Linked DNA regions of Homo sapiens: region 2 is linked to region 1. Evidence: read pairs that join two places in POLR2A ChIA-PET (ENCODE). Cell type or tissue: Caco-2. All regions are shown on one strand. Each heading gives the region's core, and the rest is flanking DNA. Links, peaks and the distances in the headings are about the cores only.

Region 1 (7,753 bases), core at 1,909-6,908:
CTACTCTCCTCAGTTCGTGTTGTGCTGTGTGCGCAAATGAGCCATGACTCCATGCCATGCACTACTCACACTGTGGGCATTATTGATAGCATTTCGGCCTTAAAACACTTTTAGGGATGTATTATTCACAACGAGGAAACCGAGCCTAACAGATTAACAGCAGCTTGCCCAAGGTCATATGGCTATTAAGTAGCAGAGCTTGGTTTTTTTTTTTTTTGACCTCTGAATGGATATTGGACACCAGTGCTTCTCAAACTTAATGTGCATACGAATAGCATAGGTGTCTTGTTAAAATTCGGATTCTGGGCTGCGCGAGGTGGCTCACACCTGTAATCCCAGCGCCTTGGGAGGCCGTGGCGGGCGGATCGCCTGAGCTCAGGAATTCGATACCAGTATGGGCAATAGGGCGAAAACCCGTCCCTACAAAAAAATACAAAAGTTAGCCGGGCGTGGTGGTGCACGCCTGTGGTCCCAGGCTGAGGGAGGCTGAGGCAGGAGGGTCGTTTGAGCCTGGAAGGCAGAGGTTGCAGTAAGCCGAGATTGCACCATTGCACTCCAACCTGTGCAACAAAGTGAGACCCTGTCTCAAAAAAAAAAAAAAAGCGGATCCTGATTCATGAGGTCTGGGGAGGAACTTGATGTTAACAACAAGCGCTCAAACACTGCTGCTGCTGGTCTGAGGACCACGGTTTGAATAGGAGGCTCTAAACCAGTGTGCTGTACTTCCCAGTAGTATGTCACTGGCTTCCTATCAGAGACACTGACTATTCTGATAATAACCACCACAGTAGCTTTGCTAAGCTCTATGGATTTCCAGAGGGAAAAGAGGAGAGGAACTTTGGAAGAGGGGTCTTTGAAGTTAACTTTGATTATCAGGCAGGACTGAGAGACAGACAGCTTTCTAGGCCCGTGGGGCTAGTGGGAGCTAATGGGGGCAAGGACCTCTGAATGGAGGGTGTTTGATGATTGAGTGAGTGTTCAGGTTTAGATAAAACTGCAAGGGAGATTTTAGCAGAGCATGGCAATTTATTTTCTAGGCAGTCAGGAACTTTGTAAGCTTTTGAGAGCTGCAAGGGTGCAGTGATGAGCTCTGTATTTTAAAAAGTCATCTTTGTCAGCAATGTGAGGCGTTGATTGGAGCCAAGAAGCACAATCAGGAAAAAAGCTCAGGCAATGGTTCAGGCAATTAGGAGTCACCACACTTGTACCTCTTTTGCCTTCTTACAGCTGTATGTCATGCCTGAAGGTCAGCTCCCAACCCATCAAATCCCACATTTCCAGTGCTCAAATAGTATTGAAGTCCTATCTCCCTTGGACATAACTCCTCACTTCAGAAAGGAGTCATCTTTGTCCGTTTATGCCTCTGAGGACTCGAGGTTTTCCCTTTTCATCACCACTTCATATTTGCCCAAGACTGTCACTTGGTGTAATGAAAAGAGCTCCACTTTGGAACTAAACAAACTTGCTCACTAGGCACAGGCACTGTGGTTCACACCTGTAATCCCAGCACTTTGGGAGACCAAGGCAGGAACATCTCTTGAGGCCAGGAGTTCAAGACCAGCCTGGGCAACATAGTGAGACCCTGTCTCTACAAAAAAATTTAAAAAATTAGCCAGGCATGGTGATGTGCACTTGTAGTCCCAGGTACTCAGGAAGCTAAGGGAGGAGAATCACTTGAGCCCAGGAGGTTGAGGCTGCAGCGAGCCACGATTGCACCACTGCACTCCAGCCTGGGCAACAAAGTTGAGACCTTGTCTCCAATAAATAAATAAATAAACAGACTTGCTCTGCTGCTTTCCAGCTGTGTCACTTTGGGCAAGTTACATGGTCAGGTCGATCAGAGCCAAAGTTTCCTCATCTATAAAATAAGAATAATTAATTTTTGCATATTTGTTGTGAGAATTGAGTGAGATTCTGTAGGTAAAATGTCTGACATGCAAAAGGTGCTGGACAGAGTTCCCCTTCCTTAGCTCTTGTTATGCAAACAGTTTACCATATATTTGTAAATTGTTCATTTACAGAACCCTTTTTTTTTTTTTGAGACAGGGTCTCACTCTGTCACCCAGGCTAGAGGGCAGTGGTGCACTCATGGCTCACTGCAGCCTCGACCTCCTGGGCTCAGGCGATCCTCCTATCCTAGCCTTCCAAGTAGCTGGGACTACAGGTACATACCACCAGGCCTGGCCAATTTTAAAATTTTTTGTAGAGATGGGGTCTTGCCATCTTGGCCAGGCTGGTCTCAAACTTCTGGCCTCAAGTGATCCTGCCACCTCGGCCTCCCAGAGTGCTGGGGTTATAGGTGTGAGCCACTGTGCCTGGCCTTACTTAACTGTTTCTCTGTTATGTGCCCTATGGAGCTCCTAGTGAAATCAGGGAGACAAACAGGTAAACAGCCTGTTGCTGATCTTGGTATGATAGATACATGTTTTGATAGAGGTGGGTGAGCAGAAAGCACTTTAGGAGCACAAAGGAGATACAGTTGGGAGGGAGAATGCTCTAGAGGAAGTAAAGGTTGGCTGAAATGTGACGTATGTACCACTTAATCTCGTTGTTAGTTTAGCCGTTTGTGCCTTTCTGGGAGACAGAAGAGTATAGCAGTTAAGAGCATATGCTTTGGGGTTTGACATCACCTCCACCCTACTAGTAATTTGATTCTGAGGAAGTTACCTATCTCTGAGGACTGGATGAGATAATGAATATAAACTGCTTAGCCCAGGAGTAGGGATCAGACTTCCTGAGTTCCCAGAGCTTCCCTAAATTGCTTTGGAAGATTTAGGTCCTAGGACTTTGTTGAAATGGTTGTCCTCAACAGCATTTACTGAATGCATATTGTGTTTATCTAGCTCAGTGTCTAATATCTATAGTAGGTGTTCAGTAAGTATTGAGTGAGGTCACGTGTGGTGGCTCATGCCTGTAATCCCAACATTTTGGGAGGCTGAGGCGGGTGGATCACCTGAAGTCAAGAGTTCAAGACCAGCCTGACCAACATGGTGAAACCCTGTCTTTACTAAAAATACAAAAATTAGCCAGGCGTGATGGCACATGCCTGTAATCCCAGCTACTCGGGAGGCAGAGGCTGGAGAATTGCTTGAACCTGGGAGGTGGAGATTTCAGTGAGCCGAGATTGTGCCATTGCACTCCAGCCTGGGCGACAGACTGAGACTCTGTCTTTAAAAAAAAAAAAAAGTAGTATTGAGTGAATAAGTATATGTAGATTACAAGGAATATAAAACATGGTCCCAATCCTCCAAAGGTTTACAGACCAGATGGCCATATCCATTAAAAAGACAAATTGTGGTACAAGATTGTGCATATAGAGTGAAGGTGTGTGTCACATAAATGATGTTTCTAAGACAGTTGGAGGAGTGGTGGAAGAGATATGGTAGATTTTCAAACTACAGCCCTGGCGAGTACCTGGCATTCTGTGAGTAATGGGATATTCTGGCCGGACACCGTGGCTCACACCTGTAATCCCAACACTTTGGAAGGCTGAGGTGGGAGGATTGCTTGAGCCCAGGTTTCAAGACCAGCCTGGGAAACACAGGGAAACTTTGTCTCTACAAAAGAAATTTTTTTAAGCTATCTGGACGTGGTGGCATGCACCTGTGATCCCAGCTACTTGGGAGACTGAAGTAAGAGGATCACTTGAGCCTGGGTGGTTGAGGCTGCAGTGAGTGTGATCATGCCTCTGTATTCTAGCCTAAGTGACAGAGCAAGATTCTGTCTCATAATAATGAATATGTCTCATAATAATGAATTTCTATCAATGAAATAAAATTGTGTAGCTCTTTTTCAAATTAGCAGGAAATGTTAAAATAATTCCTTAAGAATAAGACTTTAAAAATAAGTTGTACGTATTTTGGGGGTACATGTGGTATTTTGATACATGCATACAATGTGTAATGTTGAAACTGGGGCAAATGGGACATCCATCACCCCAAACATTCACCCCTTCTTTATGTTGGGAACATTCAAATTCCTCTCCTTCAGCAATTTTGAACTATACAACAAATTATTATTAACTGTAGTCACCCTACTGTACTATCAATAAATAGAATTTTTTTATAAGTTTTTCTCTCATCATCTGTTTTTTAAAACTTAACCTTCTTGCTGGTTACCACTTAATGTGCCCGAAATTTAGAGTTAGTTGGTATGCTAAGTATAGCCCACAAAATTAAATATTTATTGATCTCTAGTTTATCAGTAATTTATGATGTTCTTCAAAGAGCACAATAGCTGCCGGGGTTAGACTCACTGAGTAAACAATGGGAAAATGATTGTAGATGGGGTGTGCAGGTAGTGAGAGGTCGACCACTAAGAGAGAATGAGGAGAGAGGTTAGGAAAATGGGGCCTTGGCAAGAGGCCAAGCCATGCCTTTAGGGCTAGGATGCTGACATCATCATCTCGAACGCTTATGGAGTCTTTCTGTGAGGAACATGGGTCAGCGTAGAGAGAGTCTGGTTCTGTGTGTCTCTGCAGTCCAGTGGCACATGGGAGAACATGCACTCTTTGGTTTGCTATATGGCGGGTAGCCCATTATGGAAAGCAGTGGCTGTTTGGGGTAAGAGAGAGTGCTCTGTCCAGTTCTAGAACATAGGAATATTTTTCATTTTTATTGTTTTATACATTTTCGGAAATACTTTTATATGCATATGTCTTGTTTTATATGCTACTACTGTGAGAAAGATAGGATAGGTCTTTTTTTGTTTTTTTTTTTGAGACAGAGTCTCATTCTGTCGCCCAGGCTAGAGTTCAGTGGTGTGATCTTGGCTCACTGCAATCTCCACCTCCTGGCTTCAAGCGATTCTCCAGCCTCAGCCTCCTGAGTAGCTGGGACTACAGGTGCGTGCTACCACGCCCGGCTAATTTTTGTATTTTTAGTAGAGACGGAGTTTCACCATGTTGGCCAGGCTGGTCTTGAACTCCTGACCTCAGGTGATCCACCCACCTCGGCCTCCCAAAGTGCTGGGATTACAGTTGTGAGCCACCACGCCCAGCCAGGATAGGTCTTGTCTATGTTTTAGAGGTAGTAAATTGAATTGCCCAAGGCTGTTCATTCATTTATTAAATAAATATTAAGTGCTATATGCTAAAATATACATTGCATGTAATATTTTAGATTTGTTAACCTTTAAAGAAGTGATAATGTGGGCCGAGTGTGGTGGCTCATTCCTGTAATCCTAACACTTTGGGAGGCTGAGGCAGGGGGATCGCTTGAGCCCAGGAGTTCAAGACCAGTCTGGGAAACATAGCAAGACCCCTCTTAAAAAAAAAAGAAAGAAAGAAAGAAAGAAAAAAGGCATGGTGGTGCACGCTTTTGGTCCCAGCTACTTGGGAAGCTGAGGTGAGAGGATTGCTTGAGCCTAGGAGGTTGAGGCTGCAGTGAGCTGTGATTGTGCCACTGCACGCCAGCCTGGGCGACAGAGCTAGACCCTGTCTCAAAAAAAAAAAAGAATATGTAGGGTGTCTCAAAGTCAGGGATCAAGGCGGTTTGTTCAGAATAGCTTTTTTTTTTTTTTTTTTTTTTTGAGACAGAGCCTCACTCCGTCCCCCAGGCTGGAGTGCAACGGCGCGATCTCGGCTCACTGCAACCTCTGCCTCCCGGGTTCTAACAATTCTCCTGCCTCAGCCACCCAAGTAGTTGGGATTACAGGTGCCCACCACCACATCTGGCTGATTTTTGTATTTTTAGTAGAGACAGGGTTTCACCATGTGAACTGGTCTTGTACTCCTGACCTCAGGTGATCCACCTGCCTCAGCCTCCCAAAGTGCTGGTATTACAGGCGTGAGCCACTGAGCCCAGTGCTTTTTTTATTTTTATTTTTTTAAGAAATGCCATAACAGGCCAGGCGCTTTGTCACCCAGGCTGGAGTGCAATGGCGCAATATCAGCTTACTGCAACCTCTGCCTCCCAGGTTCCAATGATTCGCCTGCCTCAGCCTCCCAAGTAGCTGAGACTACAGGCACCCGCCACCACCCCCAGCCAAATTTTGTATTTTTAGTAGAGACAGGGTTTCACCATGTTGGCCAGGCTGGTCTCGAACTCCTGACCTCAGGTGATCCACCTGTCTTGGCCTCCCAAAGTGCTGGGATTACAGGTGTGAGCCACTGCGTCCAGCCAAAAATGTAACTCTTAATACACATGGACTAATTTTTGCTTTCTTTGGGATTTGTCATTTGAATTTCAGGTTTGCATCGCCAGCTTCTATATATTACGGCCTTTTTTTTTGCTGGATATTATCTTGTAAAACGTGAAGACTACCTGTATGCTGTGAGGGACCGTGAAATGTTTGGATATATGAAATTACATCCAGAGGATTTTCCTGAAGAAGGTATTTCAAGTTAATTTTAGATAATCTGTGTTTACTGTATTATTATTTTCCCTGGTTAATCTTATCCATGTGTATGGCTTTAGATACCTTCTAAATTCTGTTGACTCCCACATCTTAGTCTATAGACCAAAATTCTCTTGAATTAATATATCCAGTTTCTGACTACCTCCGTGTCCTTTGGACAGCAAACAAAACTCATATCCCCTCTGCCTTCCCAAACCTCCTGCTCCTCTGTGTCCTGCTTCAGAGAATGGCACTACTGTCCACCTGGACACTCAAGCCAGAAGCCTGAGAATCATCAAGTCTTTCTCTTTCACTTCCCATTAGTCATCAGGTCTTATCAGTTCTACTTCCTAAATATTTCTTAACTTTGAACTCTCCTCTCCCACTACCACTACCCTGGTTCAGGCCTTGTTAATCTCTTGCTTGGACTGTTGCACTTGCCTCTTAACTCACCACTTGCTTTGGTCTTATTTCCAATGACAGCAAATCTGATCACATCTGTTTAAAATAGTCATCCGGCTGGTCGCAGTGGCTCACGCCTGTAATCCCAGCACTTTGGGGGGCCGAGCGGGGCAGATCACCTGAGGTCAGGAGTTTGAGACCAGCCTGGCCAACATGGCGAAACCCTGTCTCTATTAGAAATACAAAAATTAGCCGGGCATGATGGCGGGTGCCTGTAAGCCCAGCTACTTGGGAGGCTGAGGCAGGAGAATCGCTTGAACCTGGGAGGCGGAGGTTGCAGTGAGCTGAGATCGCGCCATTGCACTCCAGCCTGGGTGTCACAGCAAGACTGTGTCTCAAAAAATAAAATAAAATTAAAATAAAATAAATAAGTCATCCATTGCCTAGTGGATAAAATCCAGACTCCTTAGGATGGCTCATTTACTCCAGGTTAGCTAATTGCCTGTCCTCTGGTAGAAACACTTTACCCACATTCTTATCTACCATATGATATACACATGTGTGTGTTCTTCATGGATTGTAGCTTCGTCTTTGTTTCCCCAGCCTCTTGTATAGAGCCTACACATAGCAGGCACTTACTTATGCATAATAGTGGATATGAACCGTATGGAATACTTCCTCATTCCTCATCACTCATCATTTGCCTGGTGAAATGCTTTGTCCCGAACCTGCCCTATATTACTTTATACATGTTGTACCTTCTTCCTGCTATGTTATTCTTCCTCTTGCCCCTGTTTCCACCCCATCCACCTAGCAAATTTCTGCTTTTATTATCTCAGTGAAGCTTTCACCCAGCTACAGTCAGGCATTCCCTCAGGGTGCTCTATCTCTAGTCTGCTATGAATCTATTAATAGTTGTAATATAACTTTTCTCACCTGTGTTTTACACACATATACACAACACAGATGTGCACATATATGAGTATCTGTAGGCTGGGAGTTTAACTACTACGAC
Region 2 (7,753 bases), core at 1,576-6,575, 330 kb before region 1:
CAGCAGTTCTCCTGCCTCAGCCTCCCGAGCAGCTGGGATTGCAGGCATGTGCCACAATGCCCAGCTGATTTTTGTATTTTTAGTAGAGACAGGGTTTCACCATATTGGCCAGGCTGGTCTCAAACTCCTGACCTTAAGTGATCTGCCTGCTTTGGCCTCCCAAAGTGCTGCAATTACAGGCATGAGCCGCTGCACCTGGCCTCTGATTTTTTTATATAGTAGTTTATTCATTTGAGACTTTTCCTCTTATTTAATGTATTCATTTACTGCTATGAATTTCCCTCTCAGCACTGCTTTAGCTGTGTCCCACTAATTTTGATAAATTGCATTTTCAATTTTTATTTGCTCAGTATATATATATTTTTTTTACTTTCCTTGAGACTTTCCTCTTTGACCATGGATTATTTACAAGTACATTGTTTAGTTTCCAAATGTTTGGAGATTTTCCCATTATTTTTCTGTTTCTGTCTTTTAGTTGGAATTCATTGTGGGAGTAGAGTAAGTTCTATTTGATTTCAATTATTTTTAACTTGTCAAGGTTTATTTTATTGCTGAAAATGTGGTCTATCTTGCTTTAGGTTCCATGGGTACTTTGAAAAGAATGTTTATTCTGCTATTATTGGGTAAAGTATTCCATAAATGTCAATTATATCTTTTTGATTGATAGTGATATATATAATTCTTTTATATCCTTGCTGATTTTTCTATCTAGTTCTTCTGTCGATTGTTGAGAGACAGGGGTTGAAGTTTCCAACTATAATTGTGAATATTTCTGTTTCTCATTTCACTTATATCTGTTTTTGTTTCACATATTTTATTTTTTTTATTATTTTTTTGGAGATGGAGTTCCGCTGTTGTTGCCCAGGCTGGAGGTGCAATAGCATGATCTCAGCTCTCCGCAACCTCCACCTCCTGGGTGCAAGCAATTCTCCTGCCTCAGCCTCCCAAGTAGTTGGGATTACAGGCATGCGCCACCACACCCGGCTAATTTTGTATTTTTAATAGAGACAGGGTTTCTCCATGTTGGCCAGACTGGTCTCGAACTCCTGACCTCAGGTCATCCGCCTGCCTCGGCCTCCCAAAGTGCTGGGATTACAGACATGAGCCACCGCACCCAGCCCTGTTGTTCAATATATACACATTTAGAATTGCAACATCTTCTTGGTGGCATGACCCTTTTATCTTTATATAATACCTGCTGAGTCTCTGGTAATTTCTTTTGCTCTGAGGTCTACTTGTTATCTGATATATTATACAAGTATCTGAGGGCTACTTGATATATTATAGCCTATATCTGATGATATAGTTATTCTTGCTTTCCTTTTATTGATATTCACATGATACATCTTTTCCATCAATTTACTTTCAACCTACCCATATCATTGTATTTGAAGTGATATCTTATAGGTGGCATATTGTTGGGGTGTATTAATCCGTTCTCGCACTGCTGTAAAGAACTACCTGAGACTGGGTAATTTATCAAGAAAAGAGGTTTAATTGGCCCACAGTTCCACAAGCTGTACAGGAAGCATGGCTGGGGAGGCCTCAGGAAACTTACAGTCATGGCGGAAGGTGAGGGAGAAGCAGGCACATCTTACATGGCTGGAGCAGGAGGAAGAGAGTGAGGGGAGAGGTACTACACACTTCTAAATAACCAGATCTCACAATAACTCACTCACTATCATGAGAACAGCACCAAAGGGGAACTCCACCTCCATAATCCAATCATTTCCCATCAGGCCCCACCTCCAATATTTGGGGATGACAATTTGACCTCAGATTTGGGCAGGGACACATACCCAAACCATATCATGGGGCATGTTTTTAATCCACTGTGCTGATTTATGTCTTAATTGGTATATTTAAATTTACACTTAATATAATTTCTAATATGCTAGAGCTTAGTTCTGCCACTTTATTTTTTGTTTGTGTTCTGTTTTTGTTTTCTTCTTGCCTTCCTGTGAGTTTCTTGAATATTTTTTAGAATTCCATTTTGATTTATCTATATAGTGTTTTTGAGTGTATCTCTCTATACAGCTTTTTTAGTGGTTGCTCTAGGTATTATACTGTACATACAACAGTCAGTTGGTGTCGTCTTATAATCTAAATGAAGTCTGTATCATCATTTTACAAGTTTAAGTAAAGTATAGTAACCTTACCTCCCTTTATGTCCTTTTGCCATCCTCCATATATAATTGTCTTAAATATTTTTTTTATATCAGACAGTGCTATAATTTTTGCTTCAGTCATTAAACCTAATTTAGAAAACTCAGAAGGAAAGACTATTTAATTACATTTTTGTTTACTATGTGCTTTCTTCTTTGCTGATGTTTTCAGGTTCCTCTTTTTTTCATTTCCTTTCTGTTTAGAGAACTTCCTTTAGCCATTCTTTAGGGTAGATTGGCCAGTGATAAATTGTCTTTATTTTCCTTCACCTGAGAAGGTCTCATTTTCCCCTTCATTCTGATATTTTCACTGGATATTGAATTATTTAGTTGACACTTCTTTTCTTTGAGCACCTGTAAAATACTGCATCCTTTCCTTCTGGCCTGCATGGTTTCTAATGAAAAATCCATGGTCTTTCCAATTGCTTTCCCTCAGGAGGTAAAATGCCCTCTTTTTCTTTCTTTTCTTTTCTTTCTTTCTTTCTCTCTCTTTCTTTCTTTCTTTCTTTTTCTTTCTTTCTTTCTTTCTTTCTTTTTGGGACGGAAAATGCCATCTCTTTCTTTCTTTCTTTCTTTCTTTCTTTCTTTCTTTCTTTCTTACTTTCTTTCTTTCTTTCTTTCTTTGAGAAGGAGTTTCACTCTTGTCACCCAGGCTGGAATGCAATGGCACTATCTGGGCTCACTGCAATGTCTGCGTCCCAGGTTCAATAGATTCTCCTGCCTCAGCCTCCCTAGTAGCTGAGATTACAGGCGCTCACCACCACGCCCAGCTAATTTTTTTGTATTTTTGGTAGAGACAGGGTTTCACTATGTTGGCCAGGCTGGTCTTGAACTCCTGACCTCAGGTGATCCACCCAACTCAGCCTCCCAAAGTGCTGGGATTACAGGAGTGAGCCACCACGACCAGCTCCCATCTTTTTCTCTGGATGCGTTCAATGATTTTTTTTCTCTTTATTTTCAGAATTTTGCTATGTGTCTTGGTGTGGAATTTTCTTGAGTTTATCCTGTTTGGAACTCACTAAACCTACTGAATCTTTCTTACTACATTTGAGAAGTTTTCACCCATTATTTCAAGTACTTTCTCAGTCCTACCCTCTTTCTTCTCTTCTTCCAAGAATCCAATGACAAAACTGTTAGATCTTTTGTTGTAGTTCCATAGCTTCTGTAGACTCTGGTCATTTTTTTTCAGTCTGTTTTCTCTGTGTTGTTCATATTAGGTTATTTCTACTGTCCTGTTTTCCCATTCACTGATTCTATTTCTCTGTCCTCACTATTCTGCCATTGAACTCACTGATGAACTTTTTTATTTTGGTGGTTATATTTTTCAGTTCTAAAATTCCATTTGGTTTTTCTTTACATCTTCTATTTTTTTACTGAGACTTTGTTTCTTTTTGGAGGCTTTCCAATTTTCCATTTGTTCCAAGCATGTTTGTACCTGCATTTTTATGATGACTCTTTAAAATCTTTGAAAGATAATTCTAACAGCTCTGTTATCTCAGTGTTGGCATCTGTCGATTGTCTTTTTCATTCCATTTGAGAGCTTCCTCATTCTTTGTATAATGAGTCGTTTTCTATTAAAACCTGGACATTTTTGGCTCACACATGTAATCCTAGCACTTTGGGAGGCCAAGGCAGGTGAGTCACCTGAGGTCAGGAGCTCAAGACCAGCCTGGCCAACATGGCGAAACCCTGTCTCTACTGAAAATACAAAAATTACCCAGGCATGGTGGCAGGTGACTGTAATCCCAGCTACTTCGGAGGCTGAGGTGAGAGAATTGCTTCAACCCAGGGGGCAGAGGTTGCTCTGAGCCAAGATCATGCCATTGCACTCCAACCTGGGCAACAGAGCAAGATTCTGTCTCAAAAAAAAAAAAAATTAAACGTGGACATTTTTGTATTGTGTTGTGATACTCTGGATCTAATTTAAACCTTGTGTTTTATCTGGATTTCTCTGACCCTGCTGCAATCATCGGAAGGGGACACTGCCTTAGTACTTTCAAGTAGAAGTTGAAGTCCAGGTTTTTCATTCCACCTCCATTGACACTCCCGATAGGAAGGTAGTCCTCATTACTCCTGTGAATGGTTTAAGGTTCCAACTTCCCATGTGGTCTCCAGTGACTCTACAGGGATGGGTGCCTTATTACCAGTTTTTGGGTATGCATATCATAGCTTTCTACTTGGCTTTCTTTGACACCACCCTAGCAGGTGTCACCTGGCCTCATGACAACCTCTGAAGGGTAGAAGTCTAGGTTGTCAGTCAGTTTTTGCTGCTGTGGGTGAGGGTTGGACCACAGTTTGCTCTGCGGTGTTTGGCTGGAGTAGAGCAGTTATTGTTTAGCAGTTTCGTCTCTTGCTAGGCTGCTCCTTTCCCAGTCCTTTGGCTAGAGAGAGCAGACTTTCTTTGGGAATTTTTTGGTCTACACAGGTTGGTGTTTCTGCCATGCTGACTGCTTCAGCTCCAAGTCTGAGATATATGAGGCATAAAGAAAACTCATGGAATTTATCACTGTGTCATTCCTTGGGTTCCAGGGTCCCTAGCAAATCTGCCGCCTACTCTTCACCTTTTAGATTCTTCTTAAGCTTGTTTTATATGTAATATCTAAGGATTTTAGTTGTACTTAGTGGTGGGAATAGGGAAAAGTATGTCTATTCCATTTACCCACTGTGTATGGTCTTGAATGTTGCTTATACAAAAGCACTTGTTACCAGTAAACATATAGTATAGTAGTGGCAATTACTAGATATTTTATTCCCATGTTACCAGAGGAGAAACTGAGCACAGAGCTTAAGTGCCACACATATAGTAAGTAGCAGACCCAGGACTACAAACCAAGTCTTCTCATTAAAATCCATGTGCTTGGCCAGGCGTGGTGGCTCACGCCTATAATCCCAGCACTTTGGGAGGCCGAGGCAGGTAGATCACAGAGGTCAGGAGATCGAGACCATCCTGGCTAACACAGCGAAACCCCATCTCTACTAAAAATACAAAAAATTAGCCGGGTGTGGTGGCAGGCACCTGTAGTTCCAGCTCCTCAGGAGTCTGAGGCAGGAGAATGGCGTGAACCGGGGAGGTGGAGCTTGCAGTGAGCCGAGATTGCGCCACTGCATTCCAGCCTGGGCGACAGAGCTAGACTCCATCTCAAAAAAAAAAAAAAAAAAAAAAAAATCCATGTTTTTTCCCCACATTCTGTGGATTAGGATTCTGCCTTTATTTTTTTAATTTTTACTTTTTACGGATACATAATAGTTGTAAATATTTATGGAGATGTGAAATTTTGATACAAGCATATAATGTGTGCTTAGGATACTCATCACCTCAAACGTTTATCATTTCTTTTTGTTAGGAACATTCCAATTCCAGTCTTGTTATTTTGAAGTATACAATAAATTATTGTTAACTATACTTGCTCTATCTTGCTACCAAATATTAGATCTTAGTTCTTCTAACTGTATTTTTATACCCACTAACCATCCCTTCTTTATACTTCTCTTCCCACTGTCCTTTCCAGTATCTGATAATCGTTATTGTTTCTCTATCTCCATGAGTTCAGTTTTTTTAGCTTCCACATATGAGTAAGAACATGCAGTGTTTAAATTTCTGTTCCTGGCTTATTTTGCTTAACATAATGTCCTCCAGTACCAACCGTGTTGCCACGAATGGCAGGATTTCATTATTTGTATGGCCGAATAGTATTCCATTGTTATTGTTGTTTTCAAGACGGAGTCTTGCTCTGTTACCAAGAGGTGTAGTGGTACAATCTTGGCTCACTGCAGCCTCAACCTCCTAGGCTCAAGCGATCCTGCCACCTCATCCTCCTGAGTAGCTGGGACTACAGACATGCGCCACCCGGCCTGGCTAATTTTTTGTTTTATTTTTTGCAGAGGTGAGGGCTCACTATGTTGCCCAGGCTCATCTCGAACTCCTGAGCTCAAGTGACTTTCCTGCCTTGGCCTCCTAAAGTGCTGGGATTAAAGGCATGAGCCACTGTGCCCAGCCCTGAATAATATTCCATTGTGTATATGTACCACATTTTTTAAATGCATTCATCGATTGATGGACACTTAGGTTGATTCTGCATGTTGGCTACTATAATAAGCATGGGAGTGCAGATATCTCTTCAATACATTGATTTCCTTTCTTTTGGATATATAGCCAGCAGTGGGATTGCTAGATCATATGGTAGTTCTATTTTTAGTTTTTTGAAGAACTATCATACTGTTCTCTATGGGGGCTGTACTAATTTACATTCCTACCAACAATGTGTGAGGGCTTCCCTTTCTCCACATCCTTCCCAGCGTCTGTTATCACTTGTCTTTTTTTCTGTAGATACTTAGCATATTTTACAAAAAAAAAGAACTGAATGCCAGCATATATGACTTTGAGCTCCTTATATATTCTAGTTATTAATCCCTTGTCAGATGAGTAGTTTACACATATTTTCTCGCATTCTGTGAGTTGTTTCTTCATGTTGTTAATTGTTTCCTTTGCTGTGTCAAAGCTTTTAAGCTTGATGTGATCCCTTCTGTCCGTTTTTGCTTTGGTTGCTTGTGCTTTTGAGGTCTTGCTCAAGAAATCTTTGCCCAGACCAATGTCCTGGAGCATTTCCTCAATATTTTCTACTAATAGTTTTATAGTTTCAGGTCTCATATTTAAGTCCTTAATCCATTTTGATTTCATTTTTAAATATTGAGAAAGATAGGGGTCTAGTTTCATTCTTCTGCATATGGATATCAAGTTTTCCTAGAACATTTATTGAAGAAACTGCACTTTTTCCAGTGTATGTTCTTGGCACCTTTGTCAAAGGTGACTTCTGTCCTACTTTAGCATAGCTAGATAATTTCTGTTTACTATAGTCCATTTGCAAAAAGGTAGCCATTTACAAATGTTTAAATGACGAGATTATTTTAAACTTACATAGTATTGCCATAATTATCCTGCAGTTTAACTCTTTAAAACTCAAGCAATTATTAATTTTCTTTTTAAGCTATAGGGTAACCCTAGCAGTTTTTAAAAATTTAAACTTCGTAAATATGTTTAAGTGATTTGCTATCCTTGATTAGTATCTTAGTCCATTCAGGCTGCTATAACAAAGTAGCCTTAGCTGGGTGGTTTATAAGCAACAGACATTTACTTCTAAAAGCTCTGGAGGCTGGCAAGTCCAAGATCAAGGCACTGACACATTCAGCGTCTGGTGATTGCCCACTTCCTCATAGACAATGTCTTCCATTGTGTCCTCACATGGTTGAAGAGGGAAAGAAGCTCCTCAGGGTTTCTTTTATAATGTCTCTAATTATAATGTCTCTAATTTATGAGTACTCTGCCCTCATGACCTGATAACCTCCCAAAGGACCCACCTCCTAATACGGTCACTTTAGGGATTAGGATTCCAACATGTGAATTGGGGTGGTGGGGCGGGCTGGGGCATTGTGAGGCAGAAGCATGCAGTTCATTGTAATAAGATGATTCTTTAAATTTTCTAAAAGGTGACTTTTAAAAGTCTGCTCATGGCCGGGCGCAGTGGCTCATGTCTGTAATCCCAGCACTTTGGGTGGCCGAGGCGGGCAGGTCACCTGAGGAGTTTGAGACC

What was found. ChIA-PET counts read pairs that join two places held together with the same protein. Peaks named below come from ENCODE experiments on the same cell type or tissue, not always from the same donor. Only the 100,000 strongest peaks of a DNase experiment are listed, where the experiment ranks them.
Region 2: POLR2A ChIA-PET joins it to region 1 with 5 read pairs; 8 of 35 experiments call an interaction of 5 or more read pairs at or near these places.

What each region holds. Positions count from the first base shown.
Region 1 is chr11:78,071,578-78,079,330 of GRCh38, reverse strand. The region is part of intron 1 of NDUFC2-KCTD14 (NDUFC2-KCTD14 readthrough); the gene reads left to right. NDUFC2 (NADH:ubiquinone oxidoreductase subunit C2) reads left to right here. Exons shown (of 3, transcript NM_004549.6): 2 at 6,190-6,333. Among named protein-coding and RNA genes, the nearest start is that of NDUFC2, 4.4 kb to the left of the region's middle. In Caco-2, for the core only: no CTCF peak of the experiment used is centred there; no DNase peak of the experiment used is centred there.
Region 2 is chr11:78,402,670-78,410,422 of GRCh38, reverse strand. All of the region lies in intron 1 of GAB2 (GRB2 associated binding protein 2), which reads left to right. Among named protein-coding and RNA genes, the nearest start is that of GAB2, 11 kb to the left of the region's middle. In Caco-2, for the core only: no CTCF peak of the experiment used is centred there; a DNase peak (open chromatin) is centred at 3,808.